Linked DNA regions of Homo sapiens: region 2 is linked to region 1. Evidence: chromatin loops called from intact Hi-C (ENCODE). Cell type or tissue: MCF 10A. All regions are shown on one strand. Each heading gives the region's core, and the rest is flanking DNA. Links, peaks and the distances in the headings are about the cores only. Region 1 overlaps MPP7 (MAGUK p55 scaffold protein 7). Region 2 has its middle 27 kb from the start of LINC02673.

Region 1 (9,043 bases), core at 780-8,779:
TCATCTGGGGATCCAAATTTAAAACCAATGAGATACCACTACAGCCCCCAAAGTGGCTTCAAAAACAAAAAGCAAAGACAAGCCCCACCATACCAAGGGCTAGCAAGAATGTGTGTGTGGAACAGCAACGACTGTCATACACTGATCGTGGCAATACAAACCGCAACAATACCCAATTACCCAGTGCTATGGTTTGGATATGGGGAGCCTTTTGGCCCCACTAAGTCTCATGTTGAAATGTTGGAGGTGGGGCCTGTTGGGAGGTGTGTGGGTCATGCGGACAGATCCCTCGTGAATGGTTGGTGCCATTCTCTAGAGAGTGAGTTCTCACTCTTAGCTCCCATGAAAGCTGGTTAATGAAAGGAGCCTGACACCTCTCCTCTCTCTTTCTTGCTCCTTCTCTCACCATAGGACACGCATATGCCAGCTCCGCTTTGCCTTCCACTGAAAGTGGAAGCGTCCTGAGACCCTCATCAAGAGCAGATGTTGGCACCATGCTTCTTGTACGGTCTGCAGAACTGTGAGCCAAACAAATTTTTCTTTATAAATTACTCACCCTCGACTATTCCTTTGTAGCAACACAAAACAAAGATACCCCGCAACTCCATTCTTACATCATACCTTAAGAAAATACATATACAAAGAGTTGAATGAAAATCCTATTTCCCAACATTTCCATTCCTTAGTATATACCCAACAGAAACACATACACATTCAGGCAAAGACCTGTACAGGACTGCTAACAGCAGTGGCATTACCAAAGTGGTCAAAAATCAGAAATGGTAAAAATGTCCATCGACAGTTGAATAGATAAATTGTTCTATGCTTACAGAATAGAATACTGTTTGGTAACAAAAATGAATTAATCTAGTAACAACATAAATGAATCATATAATTTGAGCAAGAGAAGAAAGACACAAACAAAATACATCCTGCATGGTTCCATTTAAAGAAACTTCCAAGAACATGGCTGAGCATGGTGGCTCATGCCATCCCAGCACTTTGGGAGGCCGAGGTGGGCGGATCACTTGAGGTCAGGAGTTTGAGACCAGCCTGGTTTACATGGCAAAACCCCATCTCTACTAAAAATCCATAAATCAGTTGGGCGTGGTGATGCGCACCTATAGTCCCAGCTACCTGGGAGTCTGAGGCATGAGAATCACTTGAACCCAGGGGGCAGAGGGTGCAGTGAGCTGAGATTGCATCATTGCACTCCAGCCTGGGTAACAGAGTGAGATGTCGTCTCAAAAAAAAAAAGGAAAAAAAGAAACTTCCAAGAACAGGCAAACCACCCATAAACTTTAAAGTGAGCCGAGTGATTTACTTAGGAAGTAGAGTTTGAAGTAAAGGAGCAAGAAGATGGGGGAGAGGAGGGTACATTTTGGGGTTCTGCAGGAATTTTTTTAAAATGCCATGAAATAAAAGTATGTGAACATACATGATTAAAAGAACATACTGAATATCTGGGAAAACTGATACTAAACAGTCAACACTGAGAAATATTTTTTAAGAATCAGAAATTTTAAAAAACATTCTTTAAACATCAAGACAAAAACACTTATAAAGGAAAGAAAGTTATATTGACACCATACTTACGAACACTTTATACCAGAAGCTGAAGAAGTATGATACTTAAGATATTCAAAACAAGAAGCTATGAACCAAGGATTTTAACTTTAGACAAACTGATCTTCAACTATTAATGTAAAGACCACAAGAAAAACTTGTAAGAGCTCAGGGAAAATTGCTCCCTGAGCCCTCTCCATGGGAGAGCAACTAGGGGATGAATTTCTGAAATAATCAGAGAAGCTTTTGGATAAGAAATGATAGTTACCATCAATATACTGTATTTAACTAAAGTTAAACAATGGGGCAGAGTAAAAAGTAGAATGCAGCTTTTTTAGAATCTAGCAATGCAGGTCAAATACAACTACCAAAAATTAGGAAGAGAAGGGAAATAATATATGTAAAGTAAATAAGTTCATTGATTACCTTTAATTGGGAGTTTTAAAAAAGTATATAGTAGTTTAAATTAGAAGTTGGGAAGAGCAGGGTAAAGGAATTCCTATTGGTCACTGTTAGGAACCAATACAGTATTTAACAAGAGATTCTAGAATTGAGAATCACTTGAACCCAGGGGGCAGAGGGTGCAGTGAGCTGAGATTGCATCACTGCAATTCTCAATTCTAGAAATCTACCTTAAAATATACAGGGGCAGGAAATGTGTAAAATAAGCCTGAGAGACCCTGTCAGGCCAAAAAGCAAAGAAGCAATCAAAGCCCAGTGCAGTTGGGTCAAAAACAAAACAAAACAAAACAAAACAAAACAAAACACAGGAGTCAACTTGAAGGCACTCCCAATGGCCAAAGCTGGGGTCATTTTAGCATCAAAAAGAATAATAATTGCACTGGCTGGGCATGGTGGCTCACGCCTGTATCCCCAGCACTTTGGGAGGCTGAGGTGGGTGGATCACAAGGCCAGGAGTTTGAGACCAGCCTGACCAACATGGTGAAACCCATCTCTATTAAAAATAAAAATAAAAAATTAGCCAGGTGTCATGGCACATGCCTGTAATCCCAGCTACTAGGGAGGCTGAGGCAGGAGAATTGCTGGAACTCAGGAGGCAAAGGTTGCAGTGAGCTGAGATTGTGCAACTGCACTCCAGCCTGAGCAACAGAGCAAGACTCTGTCTAAAAAAAAAGAAACCATCATTCTGAGCAAACTTTCGCAAGGATAGAAAACCAAACACCACATGTTCTCACTCATAGGTGGGAATTGAACAATGAGAACACTTGGACACAGGACGGGGAACATCACACAGCGGAGCCTGTCGTGGGGTGGGGGGGTGGGGGAGGGATAGCATTAGGAGATATATCTAATGTAAATGATGAGTTAATGGGTGCAGCACACCAACATGGCACATGTATACATACGTAACAAACCTGCACATTGTGCACATGTACCCTAGAACTTAAAGTATAATTTAAAAAAAAAAAAGAAAGAAAAGAAAAAAACAAGAATAATTGCAGTGGACTAAAACTCATCAAATATACAAAAATCTTTGTATTCATACCGATAGTAAAAAGAGTTCTGGCCGGGCGCAGTGGCTCACGCCTGTAATCCCAGCACTTTGGGAGGCCAAGCAGGCAGATCATGAGGTCATGAGTTCGAGACCAGCCTGGCCAACATAGTGAAACCCCAACTCTACTAAAAATGCAAAAAAAAAAAAAAAAAAAAAAAATTAGCCAGGCATGGTGGCGCGGCTGAGGCAGGAGAATCACTTGAAACAAGGAGGCAGAGGTTGTGGTGAGCCAAGATCACGCCACTGCACTCCAGCCTGGGCAACGCAGTGAGACTCCATTTCAAAAAAAAAAAAAAGAGTTCTTACTGATTCACTTTTGGAGGGTGCAAGGGCACCAAAACAACATTGTGAAAATTCGTAGATTAATTGTTCCTATATAAGCTGTATTTCAAAATAACCTAAGAATTGATAAGGAAAAATTGTTCTGTACAATGATAAGAAAATGATTAAATAAACCATAGCATAAGCGGTTGATGGATTACAATAATGCCACTAAAAATTATGATTACAAAGTTTAGTGATTAAAGATACGGATCTCTTCTCTATCCTAAGTTGCACTAAGATGATTTTTCAAATTAAAAATAACAGAAATGAGACAGAAGACTAGAGAGTTCAAAAATTTTTAGAAAAAGGAAGCCACCGCATAGAACCAGACAAAGTGGGGAATTGTTTAAAAGAGACAATTTGACCCAGGGAACACTGTCATGCTGGCGGATCAGGGATGCCAGGCATGCAGGTGCTGAAACCCTAAATACTGTGAGGGGCTCCTTTCCCTTGGCTGATCCAGAATGTCAAGCAGCCAGCCACCTAAGGCCCAGGCAGCAGATTCCAGGTCTCTCTGATGAAAAAACTGAAGAGCCATGGAGAAAAATGGCTCTTTATTCTGGGATTTGCAATCTCTCCTCCTGTAACCAACAGTAGCTGATTTTTCATCCTTTCCCTCTGAAGCAGAGTTTTTAAGTTCTGGCACTACTGACATTTTAGGCTGAATAGTTCTTTGTTGTGAGGGGCTTTCCTGTCTATCGCAGGATGTTCAGCAGCATCCCTGAGCTGTTCTCCTAGATGCCAGCAGTACCCCCTCCTCAAGTCATCACCATCAAAGATGCCTCCAGATGTTGCCAAATGACCAGGAAAGGCGAGAAGGAATCCAACTCAGTCGAAAACCACTGTTCTACAGAGATTCCACCTGTCACCAGGCCCTGCTCCAACACATAGATCTTCCAATCAGCTCTTTTAACAACTCACTATTAAACACAGGCAGACAACCAAGAATAAGCAGACATTTGAGGAAAGCCCCCACAGGATAAACACCAAGCAGGCAAAACAGGAAAAAAAAAGTCCCAGAGTAAAGAAAAATTGTGAACAAAATGAGGAGAATTGAAAATGAAACCGAAACCATTCTACTGAATACTCATCAACAAGCAGAGTAGCATGATAGTAAAAATGTAGAACTTGAGTCAGACCACCTGGGTTCAAGACCAGCTCTACCACCTAACTGGCTGTGTAATCAAAGTGGTACCTCATTCTTCTAATCTTTACAATGGGGTAAAGATTAATATCTATCTAAAGGGTTGCTGGAAGAGAGAAACAAGGTACTTAGAACTTTGAAAAGTTCATGGAACACAGAATCAACAAAAAGGGGGCTTTTGTTTTGTTTAATTATCCTCAGAAAGATTCTATAGTGTATCCATGGAATGAGACTAAGATGTTACAAAAAAGAAACAGAGACATTCTTCTCAAATGTACTGGAATTAAAATAGCAGCAGCGAATTTTTAAGATTTTAAAGAGAAATGTAGTAAAAGTTGAAGAAATCTCTTTAAAAGCAAAGGTAAAATCCAGAAAGGCCAATATTCACCTAAAAGAACTTCTAGAAAGATGGAAGAGGAGAAGAGCTGAGGGAAGGAAATTATCAAGAAATTAAAGCTGAAGAACAGATGTCTCCAGGACTGAAAAGGTCCATTGGATCCAACCATTACAACGACTGGGGTGCAGATAAAGAACTCCTTGCAACCCCACACTAACCTCATCACTGTGAAATTTCTCCTCCAACACACTCACACTGGTTAATTCTTCAGCAACTTTCAGATCTTATTTAACTAGATCAGTGATCAGTTCTTCAATAAAACTTCCCAGAATCTTGGAAAATACCCCCTTCTCTGCCCCTTATACACTCAAAGCACCAAAAACCTGTCCCTATCTCAGTAATAATTACACACTTACTCAAGTGATTACTTGAGTGTTGATTCCAAGAGTCATATGGTTTAAGACCACCGTGTCTGTTTTTCACCATTGCATCCCCATCATCTAACACAATCTATAATAACTATTTAAATACATTTTATATAAATGAGCCATATAATAAAATTACTGATTTCTTGGAAATATCATACATTAATAATAATAAATACCTCTACTACAGAGTTTCACAACTCATTACATGAAATAAAAAAATTTCACAAGTTTTTCGTACTGCTTTGGCCTGAATTTGCTTCTTTTATCTTTAACCCATCAGTGACAGAACTAAATTCTTTAAGCTAGGTCTCAGATGTCCCGAAGGAATGAGCACCACCTAGTGGAGGCACATAATATTAAAAAGTGGCTTGAAACACTACCTAAATTTACTAGGCACACAATAGTGGCTAGCCAAATATTTATTCAAATTAAAAGACAAAGATACATGCCAACTTTGTCAAGTAATGAAAATCAAATTTTTACCATCTGTATAATTTATAACATTCCAATTTAAACAAATGAAATTCACAAATAAAATGTATTTTTAAAGTTGGCAGTTAACATCCTTTCATTTAGCTTTTAACTGAACACAGAAATGAAAACAATGAGGAAGAAAGCAATTCTAGATGCTATGCTTCCAAAGTGAGAAAGAAAATAAAGGTACAATTAAAACACTAATTGCATATGAAAATACACCATTTGATACACTCAAGCCTTTCAAAAAAAATAGGAAAGTTTTTTATCAGAAGGGAGGGGGTGTATTATACTTTGATATTGATAGCCCTCGCTTGCTAAGCAAAAATAATTGTGAAATGTAGTAATGAAACAGGGGACTCTAAGAACAATGTAGATACATTTGTCTTCTAGTTTTATTAGTGATGAAAGGAAACACAAATCAAAAGTATCCAGGATAGCACACTCCTGGGTTAATATATTAATATTAAACTGGAATAATCAAGTAAAACAGGGACATCTTACAAGACATATCACCCTTTCTCAAGCCTTGCCACAGTGGTTGCAGAGGGGAGATGCATGTCTATCAAAGAAGAAAATGTAAAAATTACCAAGTTTTGACAAGAAAATGAATATGAACTTTCTACAGCGCAACTGTTAGATCAATAGCAACTACCTAAAAGTAATTAGCCTCATGCAATGTTAATAACTATTTATTTTAATTTCTACATCACTAAGCCATATTTGAAAAATATATTTGAAATGTAATATAGTGAAAATACTTGTTAAAATTAAGTTATAAATAATATTGTGGTAATAAGCAATGCCTAAACCTTAGCAGCATATAACAACGAAAGTTTATATTCCCCCAGACACTCTCTGTCTACTGCATTTCCTCTGTGAACTCTGCTCCACAAGCCCACGTGCTCAGACCCAGGTGGGGAGAACTCCCACCACCTGGAACATCAGCAGTCAGCAATGGGGGCTGGAGGGTAGGAAGAAGAGACAGAGTGCACTGACTGCTAAAGGCTTCTGCCCAGCGGTGACACACTTCACTCCCACTCACATTCTATTGACTAAACAAGTCATGTGGCCATAACTAACATCAAGAGGTGGAGAAGTGCAATCTTACATGTACCTGTAAACAGCACTACTGCAGGATATACGGATGGATGGATGGATGAATGGATGGACCCATGGGTGGGTAGATAAATATAAAATAATTTTTTGATTCAGAATGGATCACCTGCAACTAATTTTACATATACAGAAGCTTATTAATTTTACTTTTAGGTTCTTTATAATAAATTAGATTTACATTAATGTCTTATAGAATTATAATAAAGTATTTTAAATAACATTTTGAAACATTTAAAAATACTCAATTTTAAAATGTTAAAGATTTAAAGTATTTTACGTGAAAATGGAAAGAATGATAAAACCAATCTAATTCAGTAATTTCCTTTGATAGTCTATTATTGTTAAACCGTGATCATCATAGAACATTCCTAATTCCTATTTTATTGACATGCAGAAATATCAACAATAAACTTCATTTTAAACCAGGTGGATAAAAATATCTTTCTTTATTAACTATCATCTGTCTGTAATAAAGATGATGCAACTTATGCCACAACTTGAGCTGACTGAAAAATCAAACTACATTCATCAATTATTTGTGAATAACCATAATACTTCAATAAATGAATCCAATGAGATGTGAGCATCTATTATCGTGCCCCACGATGGGCACTCAAGTATTTGTGAAATGAATGGAAAACAAACTGGGCAAGACAGAGCCTGGAAGGGCAAGTTATTCAGTTTCCTTTAATCAGGCAATCTCCCTTGAACACCTACTACGCTTTGAGGTAACGCAGAATAAACAAACAAAAAAAACACTATACACAGATTCTGCCTGAAAAGAACTTTACTCAATGAACAACTATACCCATAATTAGACTAGGTGCTAAAAATACATTCTATAGATGCTTACAACCAAATGAGAATATTAGATCAGTTCAAACAGTCCCAGAGGACCCCGCTAGAGCCAGCACATAAAAATAAACCAGACCTCAGACTTGGCCAGGAGCTACATAAACCTCCGACTCATACATGCTTTCAGTAAGACCCAGTGAGCTAATAAGGATTTTGTGTTAAATGGTGAGTCTGTGAAGATGCCTTTGCTTCTGCATTTAAGACAGAGAGAAGACTTTCTGCATGGATGTATGTTTTAACACTTATGATAAATTATCGGAAAGAGTGGAGTGAGCCCAGACCAGGAGATAATTTACAATACATATAAACAAAGATCCAGCATCAGAATGTACAAAATAATTCCTACGAATCAACTAGAAAAAGACAAATAACCAAAGCAAAAAAAATAGCAAAGGATATAAAAAGGAAACTGGAATGACTCAAACATATGTTCAACCCCTAATATTCAAATAAATATAAACTAAAACAAGGAGATATTATGGTATTTCAAATTGATCCTGTTGGTAAGTATTTTAATTAATGGTCTGGATTGGAAGTTGGCAAAAATTAAAGTCTAACAATTCAAAATGCTGAAATAAATGTGAAGTAATTGGAACTCCTGGATTATAATATGATACAATCCGTTAGAAAAGTAATTTGGCAATATCTACTAAAGTGTAAGATGTATATATTTATGGTCCAGCAACTCCATTCTTAGGTACGTTACTTACAGAAGGGACTGCATGTGTGTACAAGGGGAATCCACACAAAAGTTATCTCCTATACTGTTCCCAATAGTGACATGGAGATAAAGATGATTTCCAGACATATGACTCTTGTACTCACAAGCCAACTTTCAATACAAATATTCATCAACATGAGAATAGATGATTTGTTATCTAGTCACATAATGCCATAGATAGCAATGTAAACAAATGAATTAGACCTATTTATATCACCATAAATACAATAAATTTCATTAACAAAATGTTAAGCAAAAGAGCAAATTGAGCCGGGTGCAGTGGCTCACGCCTGTAATCCCACCACTTTGGGAGGCCAAGGCGGGTGGATCACCTGAGGTCAGGAGTTCGAGACCATCCTGACCAACATGGAGAAACCCCATCTCTACTAAAAATACAAAAATCAGCCGGGCGTGATGGCGCATGCCTATAATCCCAGCTATTCAGGAGGCTGAGGCAAGAGAATCGCTTGAACCTGGGAGGTGGAGGTTACGGTGAGCCAAGATCACGCCATTGCATTCCAGCCTGGGCAACAAGAGCGAAACGCCATCTCAAACAAAC
Region 2 (9,043 bases), core at 422-8,421, 810 kb before region 1:
AAGGTTGGGATTTGGGACTTTCATTTATTTGGATTCATACCACACAACAAAGACAGCAGGTTTTTTTTTTCTTTCAGATTTTCACCCTTTTAGACTTTAAATTAGATATTTGGGATTTTAATTTTTTAAAGGTTTTCATATTTGAATTTAATCATATCATTGGAAATTATTAATGGGAGGGAGATTATATTTAACTTTAGAGCATCAGTATGTATTAACATATGATGGTTGGAATATTTTAGTGTTGTTATTTAATCTCATAGCATAAACTTTGAGGGCTATATTGGGCAATATATAGCTGGACAAAATCTGAAATATGAAATAGAACAGAAATGAAGTTTCAGCTTTAAATTCAGAATGGCCATCAATGACCTTAATGACTTCAATTAATATACAATCCTGTTCCACATCAGAGTCTGGAGCAAAATCTAATTCTTTCAGCACAAAGAAAGATCCCAGAAGGTCCCAGAAAAATCCACAAAAGAGAATACAAGGGCAACTATTTTATTAGAACAAATATTTCTTTATGATGGTTAATGTATACATGATAGTTCTATGCTAAGAATGCCTCACTGGCGTAATCTTTTGAGGGCATCCAAAGAAATAATTAGAGACCCACATTTAGAGTAAAAATTTAAAAGATGTAACACAAGATAAGTCTTCTATTCAAAGGTAAGAAAAAGCACAGGAAATGATGATTATATTATCACTTACTCTTCCATCTGTACGATGGAAAGTTTGTTTTGCTGTAGATTTTTAAAGCAGCTTGAACTTAGAAATATTAAAGTGTGGAAAAAAAACCCTAAGAACTTTCCTCTCGTAGTACAATCTTTGTTTGCATCCTCCATTACCAGGTGTATAAAAGTGGTGATCAGTGTTTTCACCTTGGACCAAAGTGGAGGATAAATTTGCCAGCTCTTCCAGTGTGGGCCCTGGGAAATAGGCTGGAAACCCACTATGTTCTTTCTGCCTCCTGAACTGCCCATACTAAGTGGGGTTTACCCACATTTCTTTTATTTGCTTCTTCTTTGCATACTTCTTTCTTGAAAGTGAGTCACTTTTCCAGTTCAGTTATTTTATCTAAATTTGGTTCTAGGTTTGTGGTATAAGTTTGGACCTGTTTCTAGCTTCAGTATGGAATTACATGCTTCTCAATGTTTTTACTTTTTAGATTCACTTTGGGGGGAAGAGACATTTAAAGAATCTGTGATTACATGGCCATTGAATCCAATAGTATTCTACTTCTAAAAATGTTTCAGACTTTTTGAAAAATATCTGGCATATTCATTTGATTAATGAATGTGCATTATGGCAGGTGCTGATGAAGAATGCCATACATATTTAAAGTGATCTGTAGATTTTTTTAAGTTGGAAAAAAATTCTATGAAAAGTCTCATCTAGCTGCCAAAGTCTAGTAGTGTTGGGGAAAATCACATTGTTGTTGTTTTTTTTTTTTTTTCCAAACAGGATTAAATGAAATGTTGCATAACTAGAGTTTACTATTCCACCTGGCATGGGGTGAGTGTCCAAAAAATGTTGCCTTTTGTTACTATTACTCCTTTTTGTTTTTTTTGTTTTTTTTTTTGAGAGTCTCACTTTGCTGCCCAGGCCGGAGGGCAGTGGTACCATCATAGCTCACTGCATCCTCGAACTGTGGGGCTCAAGCCATCCTCCTGCCTCAGTCTCCTGAGTAGCTAGGACTACAGGTATGCATCACCACAGCAGGCTAATTTTTTAGAAAACTTTTTTTTGGGTAACGATTCTTTTTTTCAAGTGATTCTCCTGCCTCAACCTCCCAAGTAGCTGGGACTTCAGGTGCATACCACCATGCCTGGCTGATTTTTAAAACATTTTTTTTTGAGACAGAGTCTCGCTCTGTTGCCCAGGCTGGAGTGCAGTGGTGCAATCTCGGTTCACTGCAACCTCCGCCCCCCAGGTTGAAGCAATTCTCTGCCTCAGCCTCCTAAGCAACTGGGATTACAGATTCCCACCATCTGTATTGTTAGTAGAGACAGAGTTTCACCATCTTGGCCAGGCTGGTCTTTAACTCCTGGCCTCAGGCAATCCTCCTACCTCAGCCTCCCAAAGTGCTGGGATTACAGGTGTGAGCCACTGCAACCAGCCTTATTATTTCTCTTATTCTGCTCAGCCGCATATAATCTAAGGCACATGCGTTTACCCTACGCTTACATAAGACCTTCTCACTTTCTCTTTTTCTCTTCCACTTCTTCTCCCCAAACCCCACTCTCTCATTCCTCACTTCTCTCTCTTTCTCTTTGATGTGGCCATTTCCACAATCATGCTCTAAATCGTGGTCTATTTTGATTCCCATCTTTTCTATCAATAACTCTACCAGGCAGTTAATTTCTATATTTATGTTTTGTTCTTATAAAGAATTTTCTATTAAATATTGAGGTATGTTATTAAACTTAAAAATAAATTATTTAAATTATGATATCAATTTAGACTGACGTCCTATCTCCTAGTATAAATACAAGCCATCCAAACATTATTGCTTTTGGGGAAATTCCTTTAATTTTCATGACCTGATCTGCCCATGGGTTTACCAGACTGTCTTTGTAATGCAGAGGAAAGCCTTCTCTGCTTTTCTTTCTTTTTTAAAAATATATTTTATTTGTAATTTTATTTTTTTAATTTTATTTATTTATTTATTTTTTGAGATAGAGTCTCACTCTGTCACCCAGGCTGGAGTGCAGTGGCTCGATCTCTTCTCACTGCAGTCTCCACCTCCCAAGTTCAAGCGATTCTTGTGCCTCAGCCTACTGAGTAGTGGAATTACAGGTGAGTGCCACCATGTCCGGCTAATTTTTGTATTATTAGTAGAGACAGGGTTTCACCATGTTGGCCAGGCTGATCTCGAACTCCTGATCTGAAGTGATCTGCCCACCTCAGCCTCCCAAAGTGATGGGATGACAGGCGTGAGCCACTGCGCCCGGCCGGCTTTTCCGTGGCACCACTTGACATTCATAGTGAGTCCGCCCTTGGCACTTCCTCCAGTCTAGCCCCACTTGCATTTGTGTAGGAAAAGTTCCACAAAATATGAGGTATTTCGGATGACATCTTGGCTCATGCCTATCTTGGCTTTTTTTTTTTTTTTAAACAATCCAACAATTTCTGAGAAGGTGTTTGACTCTTCTCTTCTCAGAGCACTATGTCTTCTGGAAGTCAATCTGCATTTTCAGGGACTGTTGAAAGTCAAGTTATGTGCTGTTTCTAATGTCCTGGGCCATCTCTCAAGACATTCGCTGATTACTGTGTTAATGTCTAAAAATTGGTTTGAGCTTTTTTTTTTTTTCTTTTCTTTTCTTCCATGAATGCATCGTCTCAGCTTTCAGAATTAAAGCCTGCCTCTGATCCAAAAATTAAAGTGTAATCATGGACACGATTTTTACAGGAAATCGGAGTTTCCTAGCTGAAAAAGCAGTGAAATTGACTGTCAAGGAAAGGTGTCTACACTTTTAACAAATATTCTAAAGAAGAAACAAAGAAGCTTTATTGGGGTGTATCAGAATACTGAGGGAAATGATTACTTAAAATGGGCCTGATTTTGGCAATGATTATTTAATATATGAAAAAAGTGAGGCCGGGTGTGGTGGCTCATGACTGTAAACCCAGTGCTTTGGGAGGCTAAAGCAGGAGGATTGTTTGAGCCCAGGAGTTGGAGACCAACCTGGGCAGCATAGTGAGACCCCACTTTTATACAAATTTTTAAAATAATTCGGCCAGGCATGGTGGTGTGCACCTGTAGTCCCAGCTATTTGGGAGGCCGAGGCAGGAGAATCACTTGAGGCTAGGAGTTCGAGACCAACTTGGGCAACACAGTGAGACTGTCTCGAAAAATAAATAAATACATTAGCCGGGCACGGTGGTGTGCAGCTTTATTTCTAGCTGCTTGGGAGGCTGAGGCAGGAGGATCACTTGAGCCCAGGAGTTTGAATTGCAGTGACAGCTATAATCAAGCCACTGCACTTCATAAGCCTAGGTGACAGAGCGAAACCATCTCTAAAAAAAAAAGGTAAAATTTTTTATTTTTACATATTTGTAACCACAAGATGGCACCAATTTCCCATTTAAAAGCTTGGCATATGGGTGTTTTTCATTTTTTACATATTTTTCCAAGATTACAAGCTGTTGGGTGAGGTTTGGTTACCACCTTCCCTCAAATATGGACTCCTAGACTATAAAACTAGGGCCATTGCATTAAGTAAGAATCCATATGTGCAATTAGGTTTGTAATTTGCATTCTCTGTATCACGACTTCAATGTGGAAGGAGTGACTCTAATGAATAAGGACGAATGCTTAGTGCATTTCTTCACAAATGTTAAGTTCCAGAGTAAGTTTCAAACCCAAAGCCACATATTGGCAATTTTATGAGGCTTCTCTCATGCAAAGTCCTCAGATCTTTGTTCTTGAAAAGGAAAAAACTGTATGACTACACCTATTCACCACCCAGCCAATTAAAAGCAGGAAGCACTTTGGATATCTGTTTGCATGCTTCAGGATCAGGCTATATGTGTTGTCTTTGTTATATGATTTCTAATGCATTTATGAGTTTTGATGGCCAAGACCAATAATCAAAGCAGATTGCATGTAATTACTCTCTTGGTAGTTTTTCTTGATTATCCCATAAATGGGATTTGCATTTCTGAAAATGCCTACAAAATAGAATTTGGCCAAACATTCTATGATCACATTTTCTGTGATGTTGGTTTTAAAGTGACTTGAAATTGTGAAATCCTTCTGTGTCAGTTTTATTGCTCTGAGACTCTAGCCTCTGGTGAGTTTGGGAGGGGGCCTGGAAATGAGATGGCATCAGATTAAACGTGTCTGTTATATACTTATTTCTGTATTAATTTACAGGTGTTAGAACATCTGCTCCAAAAGACTTCAGGCAAAGATGGAATTTATTTTCTCACTTAACTGAAAAAGTCCACAGGTAGCCTTGCTGCCAGTATAGTTGGATTCTGGGCTCAAACAATATCGTTAGGGCTTGGGTGTTTTTTTTTTTTTTTTTTTTTTTTTTCTGTGTTTCTCCTCTCTGCCTCCCGCTGGATTGAATTCATGTGCAACCTCCTCGTCATCACTTCTGGAACTTCTAGGCTCTCTGTGCTTTATGACAAGATGACTGCAGCAGTCCTAAGCTCAGGTGAGTCCAAGATGTAAGCCCAGTAGGAAACAGGGAGCTCTTTTGCTTACAAGGCTAGGAATTATTCTTGTGTCTGCAAGCACCAAGGCCAGGGGAACGTGATGTGCTTACTGGCTTGGGCCTGAGACATGTGGTCCACGCCTGAGGCAGCAATAGAGCCCACCTAGCGCACGTGAACTAGATTGAAGAAGGAATAATCTGCAAGTTAAGCTAGGAGGGCTGTTATCAGAATGGATGTGGCAAAATCTAATTCTAGAAAGGTTTTATATAGCCCTGAGCCTAAGCATAAAATATACTGAGTTCAGAGGTTGATATGGTTTGGCTCTCTCCCCATCCAAATTTCATCTTGAATTGTAGCTCCCATAATTCCTACATGTTGTGGGAGGGGCCTGGAGGGAGATAATTTAATTAAGGGGGCGGTTTCACTCATATGCTTCTCGTGGAAGTAAGTCTCACGAGATCTGATGGCTTTATAAGGGGAATCCCCGTTTGCTTGGTTCTCATTTGCTGTTTGTCTGCTGCCATGTTAGATGTGCCTTCCACCTTCCGCCATGATTGTGAGGCCTCCCCAGCCATATGGAACTGTGAGTCCATTAAACCTCTTTTTCTTTATAAATTACCCAGTCTGGGGTATGTCTTTATCAGCAATGTGAAAACAGACTAATACAGAGGGGTTCTTCATACCTTGAAAATATTATTCTTCGAGTGACAATTTTAAAATCTTTGGAAAATGACAAAGCTAACAGGTCGGTGACTGGGTCATCACTTGCATTCTTACTTAGGGCAAACACTGGTAAAATTATGTAGGCAGAATTTTCTCTGGTGGCATCTCACATATCTTTTCTTTATTTATCCTCACTGGTATCTCTCAGTTGAGATACCAGTTCTCCAGTTCTTCTCCAGCATCTGTGTACATTCCAGAACTTTCTTACACCCTACCCTGGAAACTCATCTTTCCTGAATATCCTTCGTGTTTGTTGTAATTTAGGGACTTGATATTACCTACTGGACTTTCAATGCTTTAATTCAAAGACTGACCAATAATATCGATTAATCCTATGCGTGTTCATATGACTCATTATGTTATGAACTTATTGAGTGCATGGAATATGTTTTATTCATCTCTGTGACTCATGCTTAGCTCTCAATAGACATTGGTAAAATGAACAAAAAGATCTGAAATTTAAGACAGATGTTACCGGAGTCTGTTCTTCTCAGAGCTTGTAAACACTGCTTATGCTGACAAAGAATTCCTAACCTGCGTGCCTAATGATAGCTCTTAAAATATTGTTGCACATGGTGGTTAAGGCCAATACTGTAGGATCTACGGGAAAGCTACTACTGCAAGTGTTGTTTTGGGGCTTATCAAATGGTATCTTCTTTTCTAATTCATGTTAATCCTTTTGTATTCTTTCATTTTTAGAGGTAACAGGGAACCATCTTAGCTGTTCACATTACTTTCAAAAATAAGCTGGCACAGAACATTATGTGATCATCTATGAGTTTTCTTTTCTCTGGATTAGAGTAAAATAAATAGCTTGTGCCAGGTAAACAGCAGGGATTGCACAGGTGAAATGTGGTAACCTGGGATTACTATTAAATGCAGGCACTTCATGGTCCATGCCTGGTAAAGAGATCAGAGGGCTATTCAAGTGAAGGATGATTGGTTCCAAAGTGAGTATGATTGAATTAATGAGGAGATGTCTGGATTAATTTAGAAAATGTCTGATTAAGGATAATAAATAATATCAAATATTATCTATAATTCATGCAAAGGGTTTAGTAGGAGACGTGTTGCCTAAATGTGGACAAGGGTCATAATTGTCCTTTTCTTTTCCTTAGAATACAATTTTTTTTTTTGAGACGGAGTCTCACTCTGTCTCCAGGCTGGAGTGCAGTGGCACAATCTTGGCTCACTGCAACCTCCGCCTCCCGGGTTCAAGCGATTCTCCTGCCTCAGCTTCCTGAGTAGCTGGGACTACAGGTGTGCACCACCACGCCCAACTAATTTTTGTATTTTTAGTAGAGACAGGGTTTCACCATGTTGGCCAGGATGGTCTCGATCTCCTGACCTTGCGATCTGCCCACCTCGGCCTCCCAAAGTGCTGGGATTATAGGCGTGAGCCACTGCACCTGGCTTTTTTTTTTTTTTTTTTTTTTTTTTTTAGAAGGAGTCTCACTCTGTCACCCAGGCTGGAGTGCAGTGGCATGATCTCAGCTCACTGCAACCTCCGCCTCCGGGGGTTCAAGCGATTGCTAGCTTATTTTTGTATTTTTAGTAGAGACAGGGTTTCACCATGTTGACCAGGTTGGTCTCAAACTCCTGACCTCATGTGATCCAGCCGCCTCTGCCTCCCAAAGTGCTTGATCTATTTGAGTTCATGTAGAAGGAGTATATTCTGAAGGCAAGTGCCACAGCATGTAGAAGTGTGCTTTGTTACAAGGGTGGGATTAAAATACTTGGAATCTCAATGGAAGAGAAAGGAGTATCTCTTGGAGTTTTGCAGGCAAATAGGCAAGTAGGCAATCTAAATGGGTTTATGCAAAGAGAAGCCAAATATAAAGTGGTTTTGGCCAGGAGTTCCCCGGCTAAGTCCAAGGGTATGAGTTGGCTGAGCCTATTGCCAGGGTGAGAAGGGTGCAGTGGCTCATGCCCGTAATCTCAGCATTTTTGGAGGCTGAGGCAGGTGGATTGCCTGAGTCCAGGAGTTTGAGACAAGCCTGGGCAACACAGAGAAACCCTGTCTCTACTAAAAATACAAAAAAATTAGCCAGGCATGGCCGTGCACCTGTAGTCCCAGCTACTCAGGAGGCTGAAGGAGAAACACCTGAGTCCGAGAGGTTGCGGCTGTAGTGAGCCATGATTGCAACACTGCACTCCAGCCTGGGCAACCAGAGTGAGATCCTGTCTCAAAAAAGAAGTCAAAGAGCTGTACTCAAAGTTAGGATCTCCTGGAAACAGTATTTTAAAGTGATGGGAGTACTGTGGGAGTTTGAGGAGGAAGAAAGAAGAGGATAGGGGAGGAGAAACATGCCCAAGGGAGAAACAAAAATATACAAGACAACTCCACCTACTTCTCAGCTGCGGTCTGACTTTGCTGACATATTCCGGCTTGGCCAACTGTCCTCAGGCCTTCAAAAAGTGAATGAAGGGAACCAGTGAGGAACCACCTAACTTCTTGTCATAAGTGTTAATTTTTCTTTTTTGAGACAGAGTCTCTCTTTGTCACCCAGGCTGGAGTGCAGTGGCACAATTTCAGCTCACTGCAATATCGACTTCCCAGATTCAAGTGATTCTCCTGCCTCAGCCTCCTGAGTAGCTGGGATTACAGGCATGTGCCACCATGCTCAGCTAATTGTTTTATTTTTAGTGGAGACGGGGTTTCACCATGTTGGCCAGGCTGGTCTTGAACTCCCGACCTCACGTGATCCACCAAAGTGCTGGGATTACAGGTGTGAGTTACCACGCCTGGCCTATAAGTGCTAATTTTCTAGCTACAGTCATGAGAACCTCCTATGTATGCCATACATTCTCTTTATCATCTGGTTTCCTCAAGAAGCAGGCATGCTTCTTGAATTTGCAAACAAAAGCTATTTTTACATGATTTTTCCTAACCCTGGATGATTTTTACATTCACTAAGACTTAGTTATTATTGGGCAAAAGCTGGTTAAGAAACATTGTTCATATATTTTTCTGAGTGCTTATGAGGGATACCTAAATATCAGTTTTTAAAAAACATTATTTGATAGGAAAATAATATTAGGATAAGTAGCTGGGCACAGTGGCTCACGCCTGTAATCCCAGCACTTTGGGAGGCTGAGGCAGGAGGATCACCTGAGGTCAGAAGTTCAAGACCAGCCAGGCCAACGTGGT

Evidence for each region. Hi-C counts contacts between places; a loop is a spot of excess contacts. Peaks named below come from ENCODE experiments on the same cell type or tissue, not always from the same donor. Only the 100,000 strongest peaks of a DNase experiment are listed, where the experiment ranks them.
Region 2: a loop joins it to region 1, with 18 times the contacts of the local background. A loop is called at or near these places in 4 of 110 quality-filtered maps.

What each region holds. Positions count from the first base shown.
Region 1 is chr10:28,174,044-28,183,086 of GRCh38, forward strand. The region is part of intron 3 of MPP7 (MAGUK p55 scaffold protein 7); the gene reads right to left. Among named protein-coding and RNA genes, the nearest start is that of SNORD130, 110 kb to the left of the region's middle. In MCF 10A, for the core only: a CTCF peak has its summit at 5,644 (motif pointing left); a DNase peak (open chromatin) is centred at 5,648.
Region 2 is chr10:27,365,952-27,374,994 of GRCh38, forward strand. No RefSeq gene overlaps it. Among named protein-coding and RNA genes, the nearest start is that of LINC02673, 27 kb to the left of the region's middle. In MCF 10A, for the core only: a CTCF peak has its summit at 4,076 (motif pointing right); no DNase peak of the experiment used is centred there.